2 separate regions of the Homo sapiens genome follow, and region 2 is linked to region 1. A link is a loop called in an ENCODE intact Hi-C map of the cell type or tissue named here. Cell type or tissue: PC-9. All regions are shown on one strand.

Region 1 (8,000 bases):
ATTAAAACCTTAATCCTTCTCCCATTTGTATTATGTTTCTGTGACTTTAATCAAATTGACATTTCTTAGAAAGAAGGCAACATTTTATAATTGTGGGAAAATGACTGAAGCAATATGTTGGTCATGAAGCAATATGTTGATATTGCCATAATTCCATGTCCATCTGTGGGACTAGGTCACTGTGACAAACTATATAATACCCTGAGGACATGGGCCATGTTGCCTGTATGGCTAATGGTGCCTACCCAGAAGGGGAATTTACATTAATAATGCCAGTGCTAAAAGTATGTAAGAAATTTTCTATTTTCTTTTTATTTTTAAGATGTCACTTTTATAAAATATAATAATGTATATTGCTTAATTATTTATATAATAGAATGTAGCACTTCCTGTTAAAATTTAAATATAACATAAAATGTAAGAAATAAAGCAGAAAATAACTCAAAGCTTTAACACCCAGAGATAACAGGCACAAACATTTGAAGAACATTCTTTCTAGATTATTTATCCATTCATAGGTATAAAATAGGAGAAAACAAGGAGAAAGGAAGGATGGGTAAATAGAAATAGTTTTATAAATATAGGATCACATTATAAATGCCATTTTAAAATGTGTTTAATTTTACTTGAATTTGTCAGGAGAAAAACTAAAAGGAAATTGAAGAAATTGCTGAATTTCAGTTAAATGTTCTTCACCCAAGGGATGTTAAGTTTCAAAAGATCCCCATAAAATTAAAAGATTTTTCTAAATGAGGTCTTTTTTAATCTACTGTTTCAACTTGAAACAATATTAATTAACTACAGCAATTTTTTAAAGGATCTCATTTCTTCCCACCTCGCTGCACTATCTTCCAGCTTTTGTTATATTGCATTATTTTTATTTGTCAGGGTTTACAACATTTGCATTCTAATTTCACCAATTGTTTAGTCATATTCTATAGGTAAATAGGTGATGCTCACTACTGGATTTCACTCTCCAGTTTTTTTGTTTGTTTGGCTGTTTTTTCAAGAATCACTGAGGGGTGCCTTAATTTCCTAAGTTCCTCCATTTTTGAGAATGCATGTCTTTTATAATCTCGATGATGTTGGCTGTGTCCATTCACTTTATTTCAGAATTTTGTAGATATTTGTCTCATTGTCTTTGGGGTTGAATGTCATGAAAACATCATAGGCTGAACAAAAGTATTGCCTTTATAGAGAACTTTCTTTGTGTGCCTAATTGACTAAAGAATTATTTTCTTGACCCTGAAATTCATAATTTATCTAGGATAGGGCTAATGGTGTTGAAGAAATGTTACTCAATGATGTTTGTTAATTCATGATAAGGAAGGCTTTCTTCAGGACCATTGGGATGGGTACCGGGACCACAGCATGGGGTGTTGCAGTCAGGGAGAGAGATTGGGCTCAACCCCAAAAGCAGCGTGGGCAAGTGGGAATTTATAGTCAAGGGGCAGAGTGTGGTCAGTGGATGAAAATTACTAAGAGGCAACATCAAGTGTACAGGAGATTCTGGCTAAACCAACCTACCGGGATTATTCTGAAGACAGGCTAGAGTGTTAGACATGACCTGAGGGTTGGTGGAGGATGATGAACCTGATCAAATATCAATGGTGATCAGATATTAAGGATAAGGGGTTTTGGTTAAACTGACTTAGCAGGGTTCTTTGCTAAAACTGGATTTTACAAGGAAGTGCATAGATGAGCCCAGGAGAGGCTTCAGGAGGCTGACTAAATTTTGGTCTAGCAGAGAATTTTTGTCAGTGGTCAGTCATTGTTTATCACTCTTTATCCTGGAACACTGTAGTTTTTTTGATCTGCAGATTCAAGTCTTTTTTTTTTTTCAGGAAAAGTTTCTAACATTATACCTTTACATACATTTTCTATTATATTTCTCATCTCTAGAAACACTAATCCTTATGTTCTATTGTCTTGGTTCTCCACCTCTACCCACTTATGTAACTGCTACAAATTCTGTCATTTTCCTCTTCACTGACTATTTTATGAAATTTTCTTCTTGTCATTATGTTAGCTTTATATTCCTCACTGTTTCAATAGTTTTATTTCTGTAACTATGGCATTTTGGTTCTCAGTTTGTTTCTCTCGTTCTGTCCCCCCTTTTCATCCCTTTTCATCTTATTCTGTTCTTTTATAATCTTCTTTTAATCTTATTTTATTTAATTAAGTATTCAGGGGAAACTTTCTTATTTTTCTTGGGTTATGTTTTCTTTATAGATGGAGCTATTCTATTTCTTCTCTCTTTTTCTCTCTCTCTCCTCCACCTCTCTCCTCCCTCTCTTCCTTCCTCGTCCTGTCCTCCTTTTCTGTCTTCCTCTCTTTCCTCCATCCATAGGTTCATGTTATATCTTTTCATCTTATTTATGTTTAATATGGAAGGTCTGTCCAGATTTTTTCACTCTACTAGAGTATGGGTGAATTTTTATTGGCATTTTCTCCATGTCATCTCAAAATCCTTCATCTTCCTCACTGAGTACATTTTGTGGACTGGGTATTAGCTTCCAACATCAGTGTGTTGCCTTTGCTGGGGACCTGGGCTTGGCTGGCTCCCTCTTTAAATCCCATTCGATGTGCTAAACCCGAGTCCCTTCCATCAGCTGCAGTGGATCCTGTGGCTGTGGGCTTCAGCTCTTTCACTAATTTGGGTCAGAGCCCTGCCTCTGCCAAGGTTTCATGACTGTACACAAGAGCTCCTGTTTTCTAAGGTGTTTTTCTTGACTTTTTCCAAGCCTGCCTCTTCACTACCCTCAGATCATTTCTTCCCAAGTCTAAAGTCATCATTAGAGATTCTTTGGATTCGGCCCACTCCCTTTCTTTCCTCAGTATTGTCTCAGAGGTGGAGGAGCTGGAGCCACACCGCCACAGCCCAGCTATTCCTACTCTTTAGCCAAAACATTTTAAGATGAGGATATGGCGTTACACTCCTTTCTTGGTTTTGTGGCTCCTGGCAACACTTTGTTTTGACTTGTTTTATTTTAATATATGTTTTTGTTCATTCATTAAGTGTTAAAAGAGGGCAGAGACTCTATGATCTAACTTCACTCTACAAAATTATCTTTTCTCCCTGTCATCTCAAAAACCCTATCAATTTCTATACAAAATGCAGTACTAAACAGATTTTGAAAGTTTAGGGAAGATTAAAATTTCAATGCCAGATATTTAATTTCATTATTATGACTGTGAAATAGATGCATTCTTTGCAGAAATTTTAATACAAAAAAGTATTATAAAGAAAATACAGACATTCATTCTCATATTATTTTTGATATTCTTATACTAATTTGCTTATCTGTGCATAGTTCTTAAAAATTGGGTTCAAACTTCATATATCATTTTTATTTTGTTGCTTGTCTTTCCTCTAACAGTACCCTATGAGTATGTAACGTAGCCTTACATATTCCTTGAAATGATATTTTAATAATTTTGAAGCAAATTAATACACTCAAATAATCTACGATTGGACATTTATGCTATTTATAATTTTTGTTAACATTAATGCTGGGATGAACATCCTTCTATATAAATCTTAGGATGTATTTCCTTTAAAATATGTTAGTAATACTTTTTAATGAAGACATTTCTAAGATAAGTATTCTTTGCCTTAGCAAAATAATTTAATGGACATTATTATAAACCTTGATTATTATACAGTACCATATAAGTAGATAAAGAGAAATCCTGCACCTGATTAGACTTAGAACATAAAATTTTGAATAAATTTAAATATATGTCCCTCACTAATTTTTCCTCATAATTTCAAGGTCTAAAATCATGTGATTTCTGATCAATTCTTTACTGAGAAGCACTGAGACATTTCCTAAATTATTTTCATTATTTCCAAAAAATACCACTTTTAATGTCTTGATCAGTGCCCTTTGGCTTTTTCTTCAGAGTTCAAAGTAGCATAGTGATTCAGTGAACAAACTCCAGGATCAGAAAGGCCTGGGAGCTGCTCATTACTTGCATGATCTAATGTTCCCTCCTCACCTCTTTCTTCACTTTCTTTCACTGCCCTTCTTTCTGTCCCCCAAGTAGACCAAGACCATGTCCAATTTGGTCCCTCCTATTTTTTCCAGTGTAATACTCTTCCCCCCAGTCTACTGATGGCTAACCCTTTTTTATCCAAAGGTCAGTTCTCCACTCAGTTAATGTTCCCATTAACTTTCCCCTCGAGGCATTCTCTGTCTAATTACTCTGCTTTATTTTCTTCATAGTATGCGTTATCACTCAAAAGTATCTTAATAATGGCTCCCATTGATGGTATTATTAGCTTACCTCATCACCCACAATTCCCTTCCACCCACCTACGGTTCTGGGGCCCTCTGCTGTAAGGAGGACTGCCCTCTTGTGGACTTTTAGGATATTGCTACTAAAAGCACAAAGTCCAGTTTTTTTTTTTTTGCAACAAGATTGCTGTTTTAGGGGGTTCTCTAAGTGTCAAATATTTGAAACATTGATTTTCAGGTTTATTCTTTTTTTGATTAATTGAAGTTTTTAATCTACCTGGAACAAGAATAACTTAAAATGTGAAATGACCTTGGTAATAACGATAGTTCTGTTTAATGAATGTTTTGTCAGTAGCAACCACTGTCGTAAACTAAATGAGATAATATATGAAAAATCACTTAGGACAGTCTAAGTGATTTTTCATATATTATCTCATTTAGTTTACGCATTGTCAGCTGGGAAAACAAGGAGATAATTTAAGACATATAAAGAAAGCTTTTCCAAGTGTCAGGGTAAAGCTGATTCCCTATGTCCAAACTTTGTCTGCAACTTTTCAGGAAAAACAAACAAACAAACAAAAAATTTAAGAGGTACAATAAACACAGTTATTTTTTTAAGCACCAAGGGGGCCTGGGTTCTCTACTCAACTCTGACCCTAATTATTGTGTGTCATTTAGAAATTTGTCTTTTCAAGGCCCTAGTTTCTTCAAACGTAAAATGAAGCTTTGCAGAGAGCTCATGTTCAAAGGTCCTGAGGCAGAAGAAACAGTGATATATTTGAGGAAAAGAAGGAGGTCTGTGAGACTAGAATGGAGTGAGTGAGGAAAAACAGCCAGAGATGCAATCAGGGGGAATGGGGAACTTGGTTTTTACCCTGAGTGTGACAGGAAAGCATTGCAGGGTTTGGTGCCCAGGGATTAAATGAACTGACATGTAATTTGGCCAATAGACATTAATGTCAGTAAGACATAAATATGTTCTGCCAATGCCAAGCAGGAGCAAAAACATCATTTTTTCATCTTTCCTCAGTTCAGTGCCTCCAAAACTCTAAGAACTGAGACATCACTTTGGATGATGACATAGGACTTGTGTACTTATTACATGTAGTATCAACTGTCCATTAATACTTTTAAAACCCATGCTTTCCAACAAAGTTACTTCTTTAAAGCTTCCAGAGGTCATCTTTAATTTATGAATGAAAGATATGTTCTAAAAATAAGCTATGTACTAGTATAATTATCTATGTCTATATTTAAGTCAGCAAGTATCTATTCTATAAATGTTTATTGAGTGCCCACTCTGTCTAGGCCATGGTGCTGGTATGGAAGGAATGCCAGCAAAAAAAAAAAAAGGCCTGTAACCCCAATCCACATGAAGTTTACTATCTAGTGTGTCATTAAGTCATTTCCAGTATAATCTCCAAAAATAATTGAGGGTGAAAAGCCAAAATTTAAATACTAGGAAACTGGACATATAAGATATATTATGCATATTGGTGACATCATAATATAATTTTAAAAGCGTGGACTTTAGGATCTGACACATTCTGCTTCAACTTCTTGTTAACTATGTGATCTTGAGCAAGCCACTTTACCTCTCTGTGCAACTGTCTCCTCATTTGGTAAACAGAGATAATGCTCCCTAATTCACAGTGGTTTTGTAAGGATTAAATAAGATAATGTGTATAAAGAGTCTGGCATACACATTCGGTACATGGCAGCTGTTGGGTGAAAAAGAACAGGAAAGGAGAGAGAAGAAAATTGGAAGCAGTCCAGCAGGCAAGGTGGGATTGGAAGAATGCCAAAAGTAGCAAAATATTTTAATGTTGCACATAAATGACTGAAAGGCATAAAAAAGCTCAAGAATAATGTCCCCTTCTATTATGTTTAAAGCCAAAAATGGAATGGTTTACCCCTGTATGTCACACTAATATTTATTGTCTTTCAATGCTGGGCCCAGATACTCTAGAAGACATGTTCAGTTTTCGCCAGCCACCTAAACTGGATGAAAGAATATTTGCAAGAATCAAATTCTACACATAAATGTATTGAGTATCTGCTGTGTGCCCAGCACCATTGTAGTTTCTAGAGATAGAGTAATTAACAAAATAGAAAAAAAAATAAAAAAATCCCTTCCTCATGGTGTTTACCGTCTAGTAGGGGGTAGGGGAAAATAGGCAGTATATTAGAAGTATATTCAAAGGTGAAAAGCTCTCTGGAGAGAAAGTGGAAAAGTGATTAGGAAGAGAGGTGTAATTTAAATGGGTGATTAGGCAAAATCTTATTGAAAGGTAACATTTGGGCAAAGACTTAAAGAAGGTGTTGGTATAAGATCTCTGACAGTATCTGGGAGAGAAGCTTTGCAGAGAGCTCACATTCAAAAGTCCTGAGGTGAGAGCAACCCTTGATATGTTTGAGGAACAGAAGGAGTTCAGCAAGACTGGAATGGAGTGAGTGAGGAACAACAGCTGAAGACACAATCAGAGGGAGTGGGGAACTTGGTTTTTACCCCAAGTGTGATAGGAAAACCATTGCAGGGTTTGGCACCCAGGGATCAAATGAACTGACATATAATTTGCCCTGTGGAGTCATGGGACATAATTTATGTTTTAAAAAGACTACCTCTGGCTGCTATGTTGAGAATAAAATGTTGGGGGACAAAGATGAAAGCAGAAAGACCAGGTTATTATAAAAATCCAGGTGAGAGATGATAACAGTAATGATGGAGGTAGAAAGAATGTTTTGATTCTGAATTATTTAGAATCATCATTTATAGTGATTAAGGAAGACAGAGGATGGAACAAGTTTGTTTGTTTGACTTTTAAGGGAGGCCTGGGGAAGCTCTGTAATCTAGTTTGGACATATCAAGTTTATTAAAGTAGACAATTAGATATACAAGTCTAGAGTTCAAGGAGAGGTCTGGGGTCTATAGAGACACATATTTGGGAAATGTAACCTTATGAATAATATTTAAAGCCATTGAGACAGAATGAGATCACCAAGGGAGTAAGTACAGATAGAGAACTGAAGAATAAAAGGTATCCCAGGCGTAAGTCTTGTAGCTTGTAAAGGCTGGATGGAAAAGAACCAGAAAAGTCTGAAAAGGATTGTTCAGTGAGAAAAATCAGCAAAGTGTCTCATCCTGGAGGGTAAATGGAGGAAGATTTGAAGAGGTAGTGAGAAGCTAGCTGTATCAAGTGTTGCTGATAGGTCTAATAAAATGAGTTCCAAGAATTGCATAGGATTTGGCAATATGAGCCTCATGGGTTGGCTTAACTCAGACAGTTTTGAAGAGTGGGGAGAGAACTAAGTCTGATTGGAGAAACTTTCAGAGAAAAAGGCAGGAAAGAAATTGGAATCAGGGAGTAAGGACAACTCCTTTGCTCTAAAGGGGAGCAGGGAAATGGAGTGGAAGCTGAAGAGTATAGTGGGATCTAGAGAGTTTTTTTTGGTTTTTTTTTTTTTTTTTTTTTGAGACAGAATCGCGCTCTGTTGTCAGGCTGGAGTGCAGTGGCACGATCTCCGCTCACTGCAACCTCCATCTCCTGGGTTCAAGTGATTCTCCTGCCTCAGCCTCTTGAGTAGCTGGGATTACAGGTGCGTGCCACCACGCCCAGCTAATTTTTGTATTTTTAGTAGACGGGGTTTCACCATGTTGGCCAGAATGGTCTCGATCTCTTGCCCTCGTGATCTGCCCGCCTCGGCCTCCCAAAGTACTGAGATTACAGGCGTGAGCCACTGCGCCTGGCCGAGAGATGT
Region 2 (8,000 bases), 190 kb before region 1:
TTTAAAAATATATTTCAGAGAATTGAGCAATAACAGTGATGTCAAAATAGTAGCCCCACCTTCTCCAGCCCACCTAAACCAACACTGAGCATGGACACATGCATTTCTTGTCATCAGCCAGACGAAATGGAGTAGCAAAAATCCATCCTATATGTCATTGAGTCTTATAATACAGTTCTCTTTTCTCTGCCTATTAATAAAAGACCCCACTGAATGAAGCCGGAATTCTTTTAGGCAATTTAAACTTTCTGAAATAGAGGAAAGTTGGAAAGGGGCGGTAGTCAAGGAATATAGAAGTAAAAAATATTTTTGAGGTCAAATGCTTATCTGAACAGATTGTCTAGTCTGATTATTTTTAAAAGTATTATGTTGATACCAGTGTTTTAATTTGAATCAAAAGTAATGATTTAACCAAAGTTGTGCTTCCATTATTAACTCAGAAACACTAAGAAACGAAATCACTTTTTCACTTCTTATTTCCCACTGATGCTGACAAAAGAAAACCTGAGATAATCAAAGACCCACAACTAAGTAAGACCTCTCAGGATCTCAAAGCCAAGTGTTTTACAGAGAAGAGAAGATAGAAAAGGCATATTATCTAGGAGTGGAAAAGAATTTTATGCTGAAAATGTTGAAGAGAGAATTCAAAATCAAATTCAACATTCCACCTAGGAGGCTTCCATCTCTGCTTAGGAGCTGAGTAATGGAGGTGATTGGTGTAAGTGTTCAGTACCTATGAAGACCTAACTCTTGAGGGAGAGACTCCAATGTAAACTTCCTACTCAATACTGCCTTAAAAAAAAAAAAAAAAAAAAAAAAAAAAAGTAAGTCCTTATTCCCAAAGTGACTAATACAAACCAAGCACTCGGTCAAGGGCTACTGAGGGAATGACTGCAATAAAAAGCAATCTCTGTGTAGACTTCATCCTTGTCAATTGTTAGCGACTTTGGTCAAGAAGATATTTTGGAAAATACCATTCACTACTCTACATTTTCTATGGTGCTGTTGAAAAATAAAAAATAAAGCTTTGATCTGGAAAGCTCTGATTCTCATTCTCATTATCTTTGTGATCGTGGAAAGGATGTTTATTCTTTCCGAGTATGTTTTCTTTCCTCTAAAATCAGAGACTACATTATCTCTTATATCTTGTCCCATGCTAAAATTCTATACATCTTATTCTAAGATTTCAACAATATCTATAGAAAAAGACAAAAAGACTAGGAATTATGAGAAGAGAGAGAGATTATAAATTCTATATGAGGAAGTTTCATCTAAAACTTATCTTCTCCTATCAAAAGCAAGTTGTAGATACTCTTAGTTAAGCCACACCTGCCTTGTAAATGCCAAACAGGTCCATTTTAAAGTGTAGTAAAAACTACATTCCATTCTATTTTTAAACAGCTTTATTGAGAATCCACATGCTATGCAATTTACCCACTTAAAGTGCACACAATTGAGTGATTTTTAGTATATTCTCAGTTTGCAGCTATCACCACTATTAATTTTAGATCATTTTTGTCACTCCCCTCAAAAACCTCACACTCATTAACACTTGCTCCTCATTCCCTCCTCCAGCTCTGGGCAACAACTAATCTACTTTCTGTCTGTATGAATTATGAATTTTCCTATTCTGGACATCTCATGTATATGGAATAATACAATATGTTTGACTTTTTGTGACTGATTTCTTTCACTAAGCATAATGTTTTCAAAGGTTATCCATGTCATACCATGTATCGATAAAATTCATTTCTTTATATTGCTTAATAATATTCCAGATCCTTTGCCTGTTTTTAAATTATCTTGCCTTTTTACTATTGAGTTTTTTGTATATTCAAGATACAAGTTTCTTATCAGAGATATGATTTGCAAAATTTTTATTTCGTTTTATATTTCCTCCTGGAATGCATTTTTTTATTGCCATGAAAGTAGAGAGCGGGTGCTAAGATAAAATAATACAGAGGTTATTTTAGTTTGGGGAAAGGGGTCAAGAAAGTACCCTGAGACACATTGAGGATTTGATGAAGCTGTCTTGAGGGCTAGGAGAACACTGCAGGCAGAGGGAGCAGCATGTGCAAAGGCCATGAGACAGGAATGAATTTGCTGGGTTTAAAGATGAGCAGGAAGGCCAGTGGAATAGAAAGATGGTAAGGTAGAGAAGGGTAGGAGACAAAGTCTGGGAAGAGGGAAGGGGCCGGTTTACATACACCTTAGAGACCACATTAAGGAGTTTGAATTTCATTCAGAAAGTAGTTGAGTGGTTTTGTGGATTTTAGCAGCGGAAATGGCGTGATCCAATATAAACTTTAAGATGATCCTGCTAGCTGTTTCATGAAGATTGATGTGTGAAAATGAGGTAGAAACAGAACCAAGACGACCACTTGGGAGACCTTTGCTGTTGCTAGAGTGAGCAATGACTAAAATCAGTGAGCTTGAACTAAAATGAGACAGTGGAAAACGAGTAAGGTGAATGGATTGGGGATTATCTTGGATAGAGTGTCATGGCTAAAAGTGTGTGTTCTGAAGCCAGAATGACTGGGTTATAGTACTAACTTCCTCTCTTACTAGCTGTATGACCTTGGGCAAATTAATTTTCCTATGCCACCGTTAAATGAAAATAATCATAGGAGCCATGATGTGAAGTTGTTATGAAAATCGAATGAGTTAATAATGCTGTATATGCATCACAAGAGTACCTGGCACATAGTGAATGCTTTAATAACTGTTGCTGCTATTAATTGTTTTGACTACTGAAATAGACAAGAGTTGGTGATGGTTTGGATGGAGAAGAGGAGGGAAGTTTCAAAGACAACTGACAGGTATCCGGCTTGTGTACAAGACACTTGGTGGTGCCAGTGCCTGAGATGGAGGAAACTGGGGAGAATAAGGGTTTGAGAGGAAGGTCAAGAATCTTATTTTGGAGTTGTTTGTTTGGATGGATGTGAGATATCTGAGTGGAGAGATGTCGGGCTTCAAGTAGCATCCTGGGCCAGAGATAGAGCTGGTATTCAAATTCGAACTGAAATATACTGGAGAAATTTGCAAAACAGCACTTAAAAATAATTTAACCTTGTCCTGGACCAGCCAACAGGATGCCAGAACAATTTAACAAGACCAGTTTTCTTGGGAGAGGTTGCAGATATAGCAAAAAGAGTGTGGACATTGTCATCAAGCAGACCATCTTTTGAACTTTACCCCTCCATTTACTATTTGAGTGATCATAAATAGTTACAGGTGGGTTAGCAAGGAGGGGTCATGGACAGCCCCCACGTTTCTGCTTGAGCACCAGGTGGTTTATAGCGCCGGTTCCTGGGTTGGAGGAAAGTGGAAGGAAGCATGTTTCTCGGAGCCTCATCTTTCTCAGCAGAAGATTAGTAGGCCTTCCTCATAGGTGAGGACCAAAGGAATGTACATCTGGCACATACTACATGCTCAGTAATGATTTTCTTGGATGACTTGGACACTTCTCCCCTTCTCAACCCTGCTGTAAGCATCTCCACCAGCCTGCTTAAATCTACCCCCATTTTTATGTGAAAATGTTGGATGGGAACCATGAGGTGACAGACCAGGGCTAGGACTAGGGTGAGGGAAGTTAGGCACGCACCTTGGGCACCAAACGGAAGGGGGTGCCAAAAATCCAGGCAATCACAACAAATATTATTTTAATGCACTACTTTTAAAAATCAAAAGTAATGCACAAATACCCATGGTAAAATAAATATTAATGTTTAAATAAAGACAGAATCAGTATTAACTGATTTCTCCTTTCACCTCAAGATCTGTCATTTGGTGCAGTACTGGGAAAATGTGAAAGCTTACTCCCCAGCCCCCAAGACTCTTTCTCATTTCTCCCATAGTTGTTAGCTAAGGGCTAGTCCTCAGCCTCGGGCAATCTAGTCATCTCTAAATGCTAAAGACTTCAGAATGTATTCTAACACCTGTGATACTGGGCATACTTGAGGTTGGGGCTTAGGCCCCTACCAGCCCAGCCCCCAGTGCTTTTTTATCTGTTGCAACATAGAAGTTGAAGCAAGGTTCCCTAGTTCACCCCACGTCAGTAAACCAGGCCCTTTGACCCCTGGAAATGTTGAGCAAACACAAAGTAAAATAACCCAATGCTCTATTAAAGGCTGAGGTTTAAAGGTCAGCTTTGTGCTTATTGGCTGCAAGTCTGATTCACTCCCTAAATGACTATCAGGGAGATTTGTGCTTGCAACATGGACTGAGGAGATGAGCCTTTCCATTCAGAGTGGGGAGCTATTTGCTTTATAAGGAGCTGTCCTCACCAAAAGGAAAGCAGCAGGTCAGGAGCAGGTGAAAGAGAATAGAGGTCCCTGAACCAGGAATGCTTCCTTCTGATTTTGACTCTGACTTTTGAAAGCTAAAGGTACATGTAGGCCGGGCGTGGTGGCTCACGCCTGTAATCCCAGAACTTTGGGAGGCTGAGGCGGGTGGATCACGAGGTCAGGAATGTAAGACCAGCTTGGCTAACATAGTGAAACCCCATCTCTACTAAAAATACAAAAAAAATTAGCTAGGCATGGTGGCAGGCACCTGTAGTCCCAGCTACTCGGGAGGCTGAGGCAGGAGAATCGCTTGAATCTGGGAGACAGAGGTTGCAGTGAGCTGAGATCGCGCCACTGCACTCCAGCCTGGGTGACACAGCGAGACTCTGTCTCAAAAAAAAAAAAAAAAAAAAAAGTACATGTAGTGGCTTGTAGCTTTCAGCTGTTTCCCAGGAAAATCAGAAAATCTTCAACTGAAATATTTGGTAATTTAGACGTCATTAGTAAGTGGATAATAAATAATTAAGGTTAGACTTGTCATAGCTCATATGTATCACAAGGAAATATTTATGGAGTTTTGAGCCTGTGGGTCACTTTTCCTATAACAAAACCTGGGTGTGGGAAACCAAATTTTTAAAAGTTATATTATTTACATATTTTTATTTCAATTTGAAGAAAAATTTGTCTAATTTTTAGAATGTTTTCCTGCAAATATAACAGACTTCATAATGCACATTTATGAAGGATTCTGAAACAATAGCAAGGAAGGAGAAAGAGCTGCATGGATTAATCCTGAGCTGCTGCAGCACACTGACTGCATGTCAGTGGCACTTTAAGATTGCAACATTTTGTTTGGTGACCTTCACACCAGTTGACTGTATGCACCTTAATCTCTCTCTCAAAAAAAAGCTGAGCCTACTATAGATTGGCATCTTTTTCTTTTTAACCCCAGTTTTTCATTTACCTACACTGGTTTACCTACACCTGGTTTAATTTGTACAGCAGAATGAAGTTCTTTATTACAAAGCTCAGAAACTCGTCTTTGAGTTTTTAGGAACAGTAAGTACAAAGGTTGTCATGAATTGAGACTGAAAGACCTCATAGATAAATTGGGTAGTACATTTTTAAAGTAAAGAATAAATAACACTTCAGAAAAATGTAGAATACGTTCATAAATGCACAAATGGAGATAAAATGTCACTTTTTGTAATGAGGTTTCTTTCAGACTTTGACACTCGTAAGTAAATGTTCAGAGGAAATAAACGTCAGGGCATATCAGCTTTTGTGAGGGTTGCCAATGTGTAAATGTGAGGTCTACTGTAAATCGTGCTGTCCATTTACCTGCCTCTCTGCAGGAATTTCTTTTTGAGTGTGTAGTCCTTATTTCCCAAGAATAAATACAAAGACTTTTCAGACTATGAATACATATCACATGGTCTCTAAGGTACAGTTGTACATTATACCTGTGGAAGTTTTCTTTCTTAAATAATTAAACGAGATTTTTAATTGTATAAAATAAGAATCTTAAATATTAAGTTATGATGCTTTCTTTAAGAGTGTCTAGTTTCCTTCCTTCTCTCTCCCTTCTTCCCTCTGTTTACTTCCCGGCTAACTCCCCTCCTTTCTTCCTTCTCCCCTTCCTCCTTCTTCCCTCCTTTCCTTCCTTCCTCATTAATTCTTAAAATGTTCATTTGAATGCTTAGATGCTAGATTGTCTCATTTCTGCCTCTATGATTATTGCTTATAAATCAAAGCAGTAAGTCCCACTAAAAACTTAAGAGCCAAGTTAGTATCTTCTTTTTTAGCGTCCTATTATTCACTCAAACTTAATCTTCTTTTTTTCCCATTATTACAAGTTATTACTAAAACTAGCACAGAAAAGCTTTTCACTATATCGCCTCCTTTGAATTAAGATAGTCTCACATATATAGTATTTAGGGAAAAGATAAGGCTAATATTCTTTGGACCGGCTTCCCTATTTTGAAAAAATCTTCCCTCATATCCCTAAACCATACAGACAAGCATTATGCAGAAAACCATTAACATGACTTTCAGTTTTCAAGAGAGAAAGTCAAAAATTCCACAGAAAATTAGAGCTGTTGGACTAAATGTTGGTCTATTAATAAGCAGGAAGAACAATTTAGCTGTTTTCCCTGCTGAGTTAATATATAGTACTGCTGTCTTTCCTGCAGCGGTATTCTCCAGCTGGGTTACTTGGTTCTGGGAATTTCCTCTCAAAATGCCCATTTCTGTCAACCAGCCATCAGACCTGCCTGAGGATAGTTGATATGACAGTGGTGTGACATATTGAATATTAATATGAAAGTGACCTTCCCTGCTGTCAGAAATGGGTCATATATATGTGAAATCCATGAAAATAGATGAGAACAGATTTAAAATAAGGAACACTCCTTATATTGGTATACAGTGTTCACCATGCTTGTACTGAAATATGGCTGTAAGTAGCTTGCCTTCAAGAATTTTTAATAATCATTTCTGAAGAACTGATTTTCCCTTTCATACTTTGTCTTTCATTGGCCAACTTTAAATCACCCTCTAACTAGCCACATGGCTGCCCATCACTCCCTCTGTCAAATTCAGAATTCTGCCTTTGCCTTCAAACTCAAGCCATTCCTGCTTTGACTTCCTTCTGTCTTACATCTGTCCTTGACCTTATTTTGGCTGTTTTGTTTGCCATTCTCTAAATTCGCATCTTTCTGGCCTGCTTTTGCATGGGCTTCTCTGTCATTTATTTTTAACTAGTGGCATAGAGTCCTTCCCTGTCATCTGCTGGCTTGTGTTCTTACTCTCCAAAGCCAGTGGCAGGGGTTTTCTTTCTCAGAAAAGGCATTTCTCTGTTTAAATATTAGTTTTCATACCCAGAACTTGCTGACTCTTGAACATTTAATGTACATTTAGCCAAACAACCTGAATCTGTTATAAATGTGCAAAGACCAAGTTTTATATTTTTATATGTTTTGTAATAACCTCATGACAGGTACTTAATGGGTTGTGTTTATGTTCAGAGAATGAACTTTTAGGTTGTCAAGATGGGAGGTATACAAGTCTTTTTAATAAAGACCCCTAGCTAAAGGCTGCTTCTCTAGCCGATGGAACAAACCAGGACAAGGCCTGCTTATCTGTGTATTGTAGCTTTCCTAATTGATAGCAAGTGCCTCTGAAAAAATGTTTACATAGTTATCTAAAGTAATCATTAATTACCAACATTGTACATTTCATTCTGGTTAACCTCTTTTGGTATCATTACTTTTCTCAGAGTTGAGCAGTAATCATTTTTACAATGGAGACTTTTAAAAGATTTTTTAAAAATAGCATTTTGATCCCTGAATTGCGTTTCTATGTGATTATGCTGATTTTTTCATATATGCGAGTCTTTTTTAAAGTTAAGTTATACTTACATCCTTAATGATAAATCGCCAGTGAAAACCAAGAGAACTCAAGAGAGTCTGACCATTTCTGTACTTGGAATGTGTCAGGGGTCAGTGCTCTGCAAATGGCACATGTGGAAAGAAGGATTCATAATTCAGTTGTCACCCAACTGTATCATAAGAGTTTGAACTATAAAGAAATAAGTAGTTGCTTCTTGCTGACCAACAAGATCGCTACAGGTTTCAAAGAAAGAAAGAATTCGTCATCAAGGGCAGGAAGGTACTTCATAAATAATTACCAAATGAAGTGGTCGTGATGACTAGC

Evidence for each region. Hi-C counts contacts between places; a loop is a spot of excess contacts. Peaks named below come from ENCODE experiments on the same cell type or tissue, not always from the same donor. Only the 100,000 strongest peaks of a DNase experiment are listed, where the experiment ranks them.
Region 2: a loop joins it to region 1, with 3.0 times the contacts of the local background. A loop is called at or near these places in 3 of 110 quality-filtered maps.

What each region holds. Positions count from the first base shown.
Region 1 is chr3:24,261,212-24,269,211 of GRCh38, reverse strand. The region is part of intron 3 of THRB (thyroid hormone receptor beta); the gene reads left to right. Among named protein-coding and RNA genes, the nearest start is that of THRB-AS2, 110 kb to the right of the region's middle. In PC-9, CTCF peaks have their summits at 4,134 and 4,334 (motif pointing left); no DNase peak of the experiment used is centred here.
Region 2 is chr3:24,447,931-24,455,930 of GRCh38, reverse strand. All of the region lies in intron 1 of THRB (thyroid hormone receptor beta), which reads left to right. Among named protein-coding and RNA genes, the nearest start is that of THRB-AS1, 42 kb to the left of the region's middle. RefSeq lists a cis regulatory region at 4,134-4,147 and an enhancer at 4,068-4,212. In PC-9, no CTCF peak of the experiment used is centred here; DNase peaks (open chromatin) are centred at 4,110 and 5,150; H3K4me3 peaks cover 1,260 bases; H3K27ac peaks cover 3,867 bases.